Regions from separate parts of the Homo sapiens genome. Here region 1 is linked to region 2. A link is a loop called in an ENCODE intact Hi-C map of the cell type or tissue named here. Cell type or tissue: heart right ventricle. All regions are shown on one strand. Links, peaks and the distances in the headings refer to the core of each region. The heading gives the core; the rest is flanking DNA.

Region 1 (5,379 bases), core at 171-5,170, 400 kb after region 2:
TTAAAAAAATGCTGAAACTCAGGAATTGAATTTCCCCTAGCTAAGGTAACTAAAGTCAAAATGTGGAAGACATAGAAAGAAAACTGAAAGATGGCTAACAACTTAAAAAATGATGTTACAAAAATTATTACTGATAAAATATGTTGAAAATAATAGGTAAAATACACAATCTGTCAATATACACTCTGGTAACTATACTACCAAATTTATAAGAGACTGAAATAAGAGAATCTAACATTAGCTTAAAGACAATTATTTTCATTTTCCACAAAAACATTCATGCAAATTTCATTTGTGTTTTTAACATAAGCACATTTTTTTTCAATTTTTTTTTTAAGAAACAGGGTCTCATTCTGTTGACCAGGCTAGAGTACAGTGGTGCAATCATAGCTCATGACAGCCTCAAGCTTCTGGACCCAAGTGATTCTCCAGCTTCAGCCTCCTGAATAGCTGGGACAACAGGCACGTGTCACCAAGCCTGGCTTTTTTTTTTTTTTTTTTTTTGCAGAGATGAGGTCTTGCCTTGTTGCCCGCACTGGTCTTGAACTTCTGGCCTCAAATGATCCTCCCACTTCAGCCTCCCAAAGTGCTGGGATTATAGGTGTGAGCCACTGTGCTTGGCTTCTTTCCAATTTTGACTAGATTTGGTCAGAAATGTTATTTAGCAAAAATTACAAAATTAAAAATTGGTAATTTATCTAAAAAGCACTTTACTCCTTTTATACATATTTCATGGACAATGGATTTTAAAAATGTATATATCCTTTATAAACTAAACTACGATGAAAGTCTAATTTTTTATAATTAGTATGCAATTCTAAAGATATCGATCTTATTAGAAGTTTTATGGTATTTTCTCTATTAGAAAATTATGTTCTGTAAAGAAAGAGATTTTCTGACTTGAAAGAAGTTTGGTTGTCTTTTTCGGTGACCCTTTCTTAGTCTCTTGAGAAAATTGCACACCAAGGAAATAGCAAATCTGTCCAGTTTTTTAAAAATCCTATGGCACAGTGTCACTAATTTATGGGAATAATTGGGATCGAAATAACATTGAAAGAGAAAATTCATTTGGAAAGTGGAATGACCTCACAGTGAGTGCAAGAGGAGCCAGGATGGCAGGGTAGAAGTTATTATTATCACAGGTCATAAGGCACTTCCTAAGTGTAAAGAAATTTCCTCTCAGGGGAAACCTACCAAATAAAGCATGTTTACTATATGTCAGATTTTACAAAGATAGTCACAGGAAACATGATACTGCTAACTTTGGGGAAATGCTGCAGAGTACCTATAACTACGTTATAACACAATTGATAGCCAAAATATTTCCCAGGTGTTGGACCCTTAATTTGAGAATCTCAACTGGAACTTTGAAATTTCTTTTTTGCTTAGCCCTTAATCTTAATTTAGTGAATATAATTAGTCTTTGGGATGGCCATAGGAACAGGAAGCCTTAACTGGAATTATAGGTCTTTACTGGTAAATGCCTTTTTTCAACACCTATTAGCTTCATCACTATAAAAAAATCTTATGTCTGTAAAAACTTTATCCATTTATTTCAACTTCCTTTTGATCTTTGTGTACCTAATTATTAATTTATACTTGTCCTACACATTTTTCCCATGTCTTCCTTTATCTTTTGTTTGTAGGTTTGTCTCATTTCTTATGTGAATACAAGTTCAAGGGCACAGATGTCCATTCCTCTTTTCTTCTTTTAACACTTCCACAATGCCTCCTGTATATACCAATGGTTTCAGTGGGTTAATGATCCCTCATTTTCCTTTTAAATAAACTATCTACTGACTGGTGGATAAGATATTCTTTGAGTTAAAGTTCTAAAACTACTTTTTAGAAAAACCACAAAACCAATCATATATTTACAGTAACTTCATAAGAAACCCATCTCTACTGTGACTCATCCTGAATAAAGAAGTAGCTCCCTTTCCAACCTCTTAATACATAAACCGAAACCACAAAGAGAGAACAATTTCCATGAATGAAGTTGTTATCAATGCCTATAGGAAAGCCATGGATTTAACTCCTTAGGCCTTAAATTAGAATCTTAATTTAACACAGTTCTCAGAAAGCTCAGTTACTGGCTTCCTCAGTGAAAGCTTCTAAATAATAAAAGCAACAAAGAAGAAAGGAAAACCAGAATGGGAATATGTGGAAATGGGAAAAATCTAAGAGTAGTGTGACCAAAAAGAGAAAAATGGGCCTCAACATCAAAGAAGGAGCAAACTCAGAATTCCACTATGGTTTAGTACATCAGTACATGCTCAAATCAACAACCCTGCAGCAATGAGAAAAAGATTCAAATGTGTGTAAGGTCTTTACTTCAAACTCCTAAAAGTCTGCAATAGCAAGATCTCTATCCCAAATACTTTCTAACATTTTTAAGGTGGCGCTTTAGTGAAACATACTTTTGTTATTTGGAAAATATGTGGAACTGCACAATTCCCAAGAATGCTAGATAAATGATGTATCACTTAAAGATTCTTATGGTTTCAAATAGCCCAGTTATTTCAATATCAACAGAATATTTCCAAAATGATAAAATTATAATTCTTTCTAATAAAAATACACTAACAATAGAGAAAATAAACGATAGTAATCCTCAGAAATAACCATGGATTAAATGTACTTTTGGAATATAGTCCTTTATTATAACTACCGATAATTACAGAGGTAGAATTCTATCAGTAGTTTTAAGAATGCCACCATCTCCAGATAATATTATAGATCAAATCAAGTTGGGTATAACCTGATAGGAAATAATCTATTTTAAGAACTGTAATTAATGTTTAACCATGTAACCCCCCCACCACGCCCCCATTTTCCTAAAACCCAGACATAAATTCATGCTTCGTGCTCCCTCTGCTGGCTCAAAAGCTACAGTTAATTCCCATTACAGCACACTGAAGGGCATTGATACATTATATTTGGGATCTTCACAATGTAATCCAGCTCCCTTCTTTGAGTGTTGATGAAAAACAAGAGAGGTGACAACTAGACCACAGTCACAAAGCTTTCTGAGAGCCAGAACAACTCTGGTCTTTTGACTCCCAATCCAGTGCTCTTTCCATTCCATAATGATCTCACTGCCTTCATGTATGAGACTATTACTGAACTTTATTTTGCTATGAGTTATTTAAAATCTGAAGCTCAGTAGCTTTGGGTTACACAGACTTTTCACTGTACTGTAATTACAACTGATAAGGAGATTTGACCAATATTCAGTAAAGATCTATTAGGCTTAAAGAGTGTCTCCATTTCTAATTTGTTTGAACAGTGTCCAATTTAAGACACCTACTGTAAAGTTTCTTGATATACTGAGTACTTAAAATGTCACCTAATGTGATTCTACCATTTGCTTACAAACCATGTCACAACTTTTGACTTGGAATATATAGTTACCACACAATATATCTTCAGGTCTGTCAAAACCATAAAGTTATTTTGTTGTGATGATGATGATGATGATGACAACAACGATGAATAGGCTTATAGTTACCATCTATAGAGTATCTATTACACAACAAATACAGGATTGGGTCTTTAGAGAAATCATTGTCAACATAAGGTAGATATTACTATCCCTATTTTACAGAGAAGGGAGCTGAGGGAAAGTAAATTGCCCAAGGTCTGTTTAACACGAAGTATCTACTGCTTCCTCTGTATGTAAATGCTTTGATATTTTGTTCATTCTTAATCAGCAGAGATAGCAACAGTAAAATAATCTCTTACTACCAGCACCATCATTTCCACTTAAGGCAAAAAAAGAAAGCAAAAGATACTTTATTCAAAGCATGAATCTGTTGAACTTCTTTAAAGTTTATACTAAAGTGGAGAGGGTTAATATTTTCCTTACTTTTGGTAGAGGAAATTACATGACCTAGACTATAAATGTTAGTATTTAATTCCAGTTTACTTTTGTATAATAGATGTATTTAATTATTTGTCAAGTGATCTGTTGTATGGAAAAACCTAACTCTAGTCTGATAACAATGCTAGTTAGATAGAAACAAACAGTCCCAGATTAAAGAATCTAATCTGTTCAGTCAAAAAGTAAATATTTATTAAGCTAGAATATACAAGTCTATCTTTGTAAGGAAGACTTTTTTCTTGATAAGAGATATAAATTATTATCTAAATCATGGACAGCTTTTATTCAAAATGAAGTTTAATTTCTGTGTTCCTTTTGAAACCAGAAAACTATAGATGTCAGTGCCCATCCTCGTTCTCTGGTAGTGATTAGTTGTTATTTTCATAAATGGGAATCATATTAAATAAAGAATTTAAATAGGAAAACAATGTTAAAGTGAACACCTTTCTCAATTATTTATCAGTAACCTATATGGACAGTACAGGCAACAAATGTCAATATTCTAGAAATGAGAAAGTAGCCTATGGTAAACTCCACATTAAGGAACTTAAAGAAAATTGATAAATGATTGTAAATTTTAACCTTGCACAATTTAACATGATAAACTTGATACCTGGGGCACTACAGCTAGCATCATATAATATTTATGGATACCAATGATTTTTCAACTGAAAGATAAAATAACCTCATTTTTGATGTTATGCAGAAAGGAATATAGGCTAATTCAGACACATTTGTATTTAAACACCCACTCCTCCATTTAATAGCTCATGGGATTTCTGACACTTAATTTTTCTGAGACTCAGTTTCCTTATACTTGGTGATAATGATGGTGGCAGTTAAGAGTTGCTGTGATGGTTAAATTGAGGGAATTAATGTAAAAACCCTTAAGAGAGAACCTATGGAAAAAGTCACCATTCAGTTCCAATTGATTTCTGGCATGGAGGACTGTGGGCTCTGCATTGCCAGCTATTCCAACTTGTTATATGTTAGCAACAAATTCTAACTTCAAAAAACCAAAACCAAACAAACAAAAAAAACTGTGCAAACCAAACACAGCACCTCTCTAGCCTGAGTCCAGGCTGCAGGCCGTTAGTATGCAGTTTCTGATTTGGAGAATCACTGGAAATACCACGTCATGAAATGCAGCAAACCATCTAGAGTCAAGGTCGTGTTGGAGTTAGATGGGTATTTTAAACAAAAGAGATGTGCTCTGGTAAGAAAAAGTCAAGGATAAAAGTTAAGATGATTTATGAGAGAAACCCAAAGCAAAATGAATGTTTCCGTGGAACAGCATGATTTTGAGATCACTCAGAACTATATTTATATGCCAATGAAAAAATCTTTAATTTTTACATAAATGCATTTTAATTTAATCCTTGATCCCCCAGTAAAGAGAACATGTTATTCTGTTTTACGAGACACAAACCAGCTGGTTTATAATAGAATTGTCCAGAGTCCCCACAATACAGGTTGAATTTCCTTCATCTGAAATG
Region 2 (5,379 bases), core at 305-5,304:
CACCTAGAGCTCAGGTTTAAAGGCCTTCACTCGGTATCAGGGTGCAGAGCTCTGAGTCTTCAGGGAAAAACAGCGGCCTCTTTGGGGGGGACAGGGAGGAACCTGCAGGGAACGACCCTCCCTTAACCCTCTGCTGGCCCTTCCAGGACAGATCCCAGGTCCCAGAGTGAGAGAAGCTTCAGGCCACTTTGAAGTATGAGGACAGGCATGCTCAAAATCGTCCCCCCTCCAGCACCCCCTTGACAGTGCCGAGCCTGAGACCAAGTGTATTCCAGAGAAGTCTGTATGCACCCAGGTCATTCACACCTAGACCCATTAAGCAGAGAGGGCTTGGGAGCCAGCACGTCACCATGTCATGCCCCTGCCTCCCAGTTTTCCGTAGAGCAAAGGCCATACGAAAGAAGGGGGTAGCTTAGGAGGTATTTGGGGAAAGCCAGACTCCAGCTAAAGCTGGTGAATAGCTATAATCGGAATAAGTGCATTCTTGAGCAGCTGCGTATTGGAGCGCCACATATTGGACCCATACTTAGCATGGACCCCATTAGGCAACCGTCATTGCATTATTCTGAGTATTAAAAAAAAAAATGTGGCAAGGGGAGTAATATCTCTAAAGTGGGGTTCGAAGCACAGTCACCTGGAATCAGCCTTCCCTGCCATAGACCCTTCCTTTAATGCCTTACCACCTGTGGCATAAGAAATAACTCAAGCGGCCAAGAGCCAGCCACCTCCCCCTGGCTCTAGTTGTGGCGCCATGCAACTGGTTGACTCTGGGTGGATCTCAAGCGTGGCAGCCCTACACTTACTCTTCTGTTAAATGGGGTCATAATACCCATCTCCTCCTCCTGCCTACTGCACTGACATTATCATTGTTAAAATCCACTGAAATGCCTGACTTTTACCTGTGTTCCCTTAAGACTCCTCCTCCAGGAGAAACTTGTGAATTTCATAGCAGCATGTTTTTCCTTTTCCTTTTGATGATTCCATTCATTCAAGGTTCTTAGGGGAGGTCCCAGGCAGGGAAAGCGCCATGAGATGCCCACGCAGAGATTCTTCCACAAGTCCAGGGGCCCCCGGCACAGTAGGACTTGAGGTTTGGGTGCAGCACTGTAGACAGCCCAGGATCCAGCCACAAGGAAAGCTCTCCAAGGGGCCCTGGGACTGGCCTGGAGGCCCCACAGGGTTCCCTGAGCTCAGTACTGTGAAACCCCAGTGAAACAGGCACTGGCCTCTGCCTGACACATAAAGGGGGGCAGGGCCAGCTCAGCCAGAGGGCAGTTTAGGAACATCAGAGGAAGGGGCAAGCCCTGTAAGTGGAGTAGGTTGAGGAAGGCTTCCTGGAGGAGGAAGCATGAAGGAAGAGGCAGGATCTGGGTGGAAGGAAGACAACAAGAGGATCTGTAAGTGGCAGGACCCTTTGAGGGACTGGGGGTTGCAGAGGAGGATTGGGGAAGGAGGTACCGCCAGCCTGGCGGAGGGTGTCAATCAGCAAGCCCAGGGCTGAGGCTGCCCAGCCGGGCCGTGACCCCAGGTCACTGTAACCACACTGGCCCGTTCATTTTGCTGGCGCCTGCTTCTTGCCATTTCAGGCCAAGACCATATTTTCATCCAAAACTAAAACTTCTACCTCAAGAGGCGTGAGTTTCCTGCCAGCCTTGGGCCGTCTTTTGCAGGTGGCAGAGTGGGCTGCTGAATCTGCGACCCTGGCCAGGCTCCAGGGCCTCTGAACCCTGGGGTTTTGCTGAGGCAGGTGGTGTGGCACCAAGGGCCTGGCATCTGAGGCCAGAAGATACCCGCCACCCCTCCCTGGTGAGGTTACTGCCTTGTAGGAGAGGGTAGGGATGCCCACCTCCATATGCCCCCATGTGCCCCAACCAGCCCCTCTTTGTGCACCAGCTGCTTCCAGAGCTATATGGAGATGGGCGCCCACCGCCCAACCAGGCACAGAGGTGCAGTGCTCGCTGTGGGGGAGGGGGAGCATGATGCCACCCCCAGGAGCTCTGCAGGAGCCAGAGCAGGGTTGTGCAGGAGGCTGCCATGGGGCGGGTCTGCACAGCAACACTTGCTGCTTTCACCTCACTCCCCTCTGCAGAAGCCCCTTTTCCTCCCCTCCCTCAAGTGGTGGAGCAGGAGGCAGAAAGTCTGAAGCCAGCCCCTCAACTAATGTCACCGTCTGAGCCTCAGCATCCCCATAGGGGAAACGAGGGCACTGGGTCGGGTGTGGTCTGTGGGTCAGGTCTCCCCAGCCAGGCACCAGGCCCTCTCCAGCAGAGCCTGTGGCACCTCTGTCTGCCTCGCACAGCCCCTCAAGTGCCTTGAGCCTGTGAAGGTTGCAAGGAGGTCTAGGACTAGGGAGAGGCTGGAACCCACTGCGGGTGGGAAGAGAAGATGGGAGCTGCTCTGTCTGCAATCTGGCAGTTGTTTATCCCAAACAGGGAACCAGAAGCTGAGGATTTAAAGGCTCGGCGTGGGAGGAGGTGCTCTGGGCTGCAGGAGATCCGGTGGGGAGCCCCAGCCCTGCCTTTCCCTGGCTGGGCGACCTCAGGCCAGGCCTTCTACCCTGATGGTGGCTTCCTCACCCATAAAACATGGAGAGGTTAGAAGTCATTTCAGACATTCCTTCCAGCTTTGTTATCCCAAAGCAGATGCGCTAGGCAAACAGAGGGTGCCTGCTAAAATGCCTGTTGCTGACTGATTGGTTAGCGGGTTGACCAGTGCAGAGCAGGACCCATCCCCAACTCTCCCCACCCGGCGGGTCTGGCCGGCTCCTTCCCACCCGCCTGGCCCCATTTACAGAGTCTGGGGCCTGCTTGGCTTGTGTGTGCTGGCGGCAGCACCTGCTGGGTGGGCAGGGCGGCCTGCAGGGGGCACCAGTGTGCAAGGCCAGCCCTTCCTGCCTGCGGCCACCTCCCAGCATCTTGGCATCCTGGGGGCTGTCCCACAGGGAAGATTTAAACTATATGATGGTGACCGCCACCAAGCCACCCTCCTATGTGCAATTTTCAGACCCCTTGGGGTCCCAGCCCTGAGTCCAGAAACCTCAGGCTGAGAGTTGGACTAGAACCCACAGCAAGGGTCCCCTCCAGACCTCCAAAACGGGCCAGTGTAGTACTCATTCCCATTTTATACCCAAGACAACCAGGGCTCTTGGAGGCCACAGGAGGGCCACCGAGGTCTCAGGTAGCTTAGAAGGAGGACAGAGCATGGGTCCTGGATTCCCTGGGAACAGTGCCTGCCCAGAGACCCAGCTGCCCTTAGGAACGAATGAGTATCAACCAGCTGAGGCTGCATTTTCTTAAAATGCATTGGTTTGTCTAGTGTTGTTTATGTTCTTTCTCAAACAGCAGGAAGAGGTTGTGGGAAGAGCCCTGGCTGTCAACAGGCTTCTCCCATGCAGTAGGGGTGGACAGAGGGACTGCAGCCAGGGTCAAGGGCAGGCCATGGGGCGGTGGGACAGAGAGCAGGCCGCAGCCTCATCTGGCCTCAGTAGCCTTGTACAGAGGCAAAGGGGCTTCCGTGTGGGGTGTCAGCTCCTTCCACACCTGCCTGGACCCGGAAACAGGCATGCCTTGAGTCACCAGCAGTGGGCAGCCGTAGAGTCACTGTTTCAACACCGCCAATTTGTTGGTCCCACGCCTGGGGCCCCTGTGGTCATTGCAGTATGTTTTATGGAACATTCTGTGAGGATTCCTCTTGGGGTTTTTTAGCAGCCACCCGTTAGGATGTTCCTAAAGTAGAAGGCAAACAGCCCACAGGGCCTCAGAATTCTAGAAAAAATGTCTGTGCACAGCATGGGAGCCTGAGCCAGGAGGGCATTCTCAGCCATCTTCTAAGGAGCCAGGTAGAAAAATGGGGTCGATTCTATTGTAGTTACTTCCTTATTTTAGCTATTCATTCAGAAATGTTAGCTGTTCAAAGGGTATGTCATTTATCAATCAGGAGGCGGGAGCCCCAGGTCTGCAGGAGTGCAGGGGAGGATGTGAGCAGGTCAGTCACAAGCTAACTTAGAACAAGCATTCAATCCCCCAGAAAATGCACCGGGGAAAGCCACAGGCATTCCCTTTTGGTAGAAAAGGTCCCTGGTCTATCTTCATCGATGGGACTCTCATCCGGGGTTTGTACCAGGGGAACCTGGCCAGGGGATGGCCGTTCAGCCTCTGGGCATGTTGGCAGAAGGGGTAGTTCATGGTGTGCCCTGGGCACCCCATTTCTGATTTCTACCCCTGAGCCAGGAAGGCCTCTCCCATCAACCACCGTGGGACTGTGAAGCAGGTAACAGGCAGAGGTGGTGGGGGTGTCCAGGGGCCTGAGGTGGCGGTGAGGATGGGCATGGAGTACTACACTTCATTGAAATGCCAGCAGCCAGGAGGTGAGCACCTTGGGTTGGGAGTGCTCCCTGAACCCCAGAACTGGAGGCGTTCTGGGGGCATTCTCACTAGCACCGCATCGGGACACATCAGTCCAGCAGGTCGCGCTGGTCCCTGGGGAGCCCAGAATGACAGTTTGTTTCTTTTTGTTCTGGCTGACAATGATGCCACAAAGCTGTTTCAGCCCTGACTGAGAGTACAGGATCTGGACAGCCCCGATTTGAATCCTAAGTTTAATACTTCGTAGCTGTGTGGCCTGGGCAAGTGGTTTTCCCTCTCGGGGCCCCAGTTTTCCATTTATAAACTGGGGTAATAGATAATACCTGCCTCCTTTGGGTGGATGAGGCTTGAATGGTGGGGACGATGGTGTTAGTATAAACACAACATTGACTGGTGTCGCTCATGTCTGGGGGTTCCTGTCAGGGGTCCAACAGGAACACCAGTTACTCCTCCTTTGCCATTGGGCCAGCTCTCTGCAGTCACTGGCTGGATACCAGCTGTATGCATACACTGTGGGCCATAAGTATCCCTTAGACCTTTGTGGGTGGGGGTTAACAGCCCCATTTTATACATGGGGAAAGAAAGTTCCAGAGAGCTTAGGAGGTATACGTCAAGTCACGCAGCTGGTCAGTGACAGACAGAACTGGAGCCAAGTCCCTGGTACCCCACACTCTGTCTCCTCAGAACACACTGCCACCTGCATGCCCTGATTGGTCAGGAGTGCATCTGGAGGGGGTCAGTTATAAGGCTGAGGAGAGGTGACAGGGAAACGAGATAAGAAACATGCCATTTAGGTGGCCATGCTTTCAGAGCCTCCTCCCCACAGGCCAGGCCTTGGGCTCTCCCCACTGCCATCTTATGACCAAAAGAATTGAGAGACAGCTTCCCGGCCAGCGCTTAGCAGCGGGCTTGGGTCTGCTGCCTCCTTTCCTGTCTTGCCGGGGGTGGGGGAGAGTCTCCACCAAGCTGCAGACAGACAGAAGAATGGTTCCTTGTCCTCCCAAGGGGGACAAGA

The links. Peaks named below come from ENCODE experiments on the same cell type or tissue, not always from the same donor. Only the 100,000 strongest peaks of a DNase experiment are listed, where the experiment ranks them.
Region 1: it touches region 2 in a loop (2.8-fold over the local background); 41 of 110 quality-filtered maps call a loop at or near these places.

Annotation. Positions count from the first base shown.
Region 1 is chr18:49,176,092-49,181,470 of GRCh38, forward strand. The region is part of intron 14 of DYM (dymeclin); the gene reads right to left. Among named protein-coding and RNA genes, the nearest start is that of MIR4744, 130 kb to the left of the region's middle. In heart right ventricle, for the core only: a CTCF peak has its summit at 2,858 (motif pointing left); no DNase peak of the experiment used is centred there.
Region 2 is chr18:48,774,393-48,779,771 of GRCh38, forward strand. All of the region lies in intron 9 of CTIF (cap binding complex dependent translation initiation factor), which reads left to right. LOC107985147 (a long non-coding RNA gene) reads left to right here. Exons shown (of 2, transcript XR_001753444.2): 1 at 1-1,397; 2 at 2,433-5,379. Among named protein-coding and RNA genes, the nearest start is that of CTIF-AS1, 65 kb to the right of the region's middle. RefSeq lists enhancers at 1,669-2,169, 2,170-2,670, 3,906-4,847, 4,291-4,430, 4,888-5,379 and a silencer at 4,501-4,580. In heart right ventricle, for the core only: a CTCF peak has its summit at 2,860 (motif pointing right); a DNase peak (open chromatin) is centred at 2,888; H3K27ac peaks cover 3,994 bases.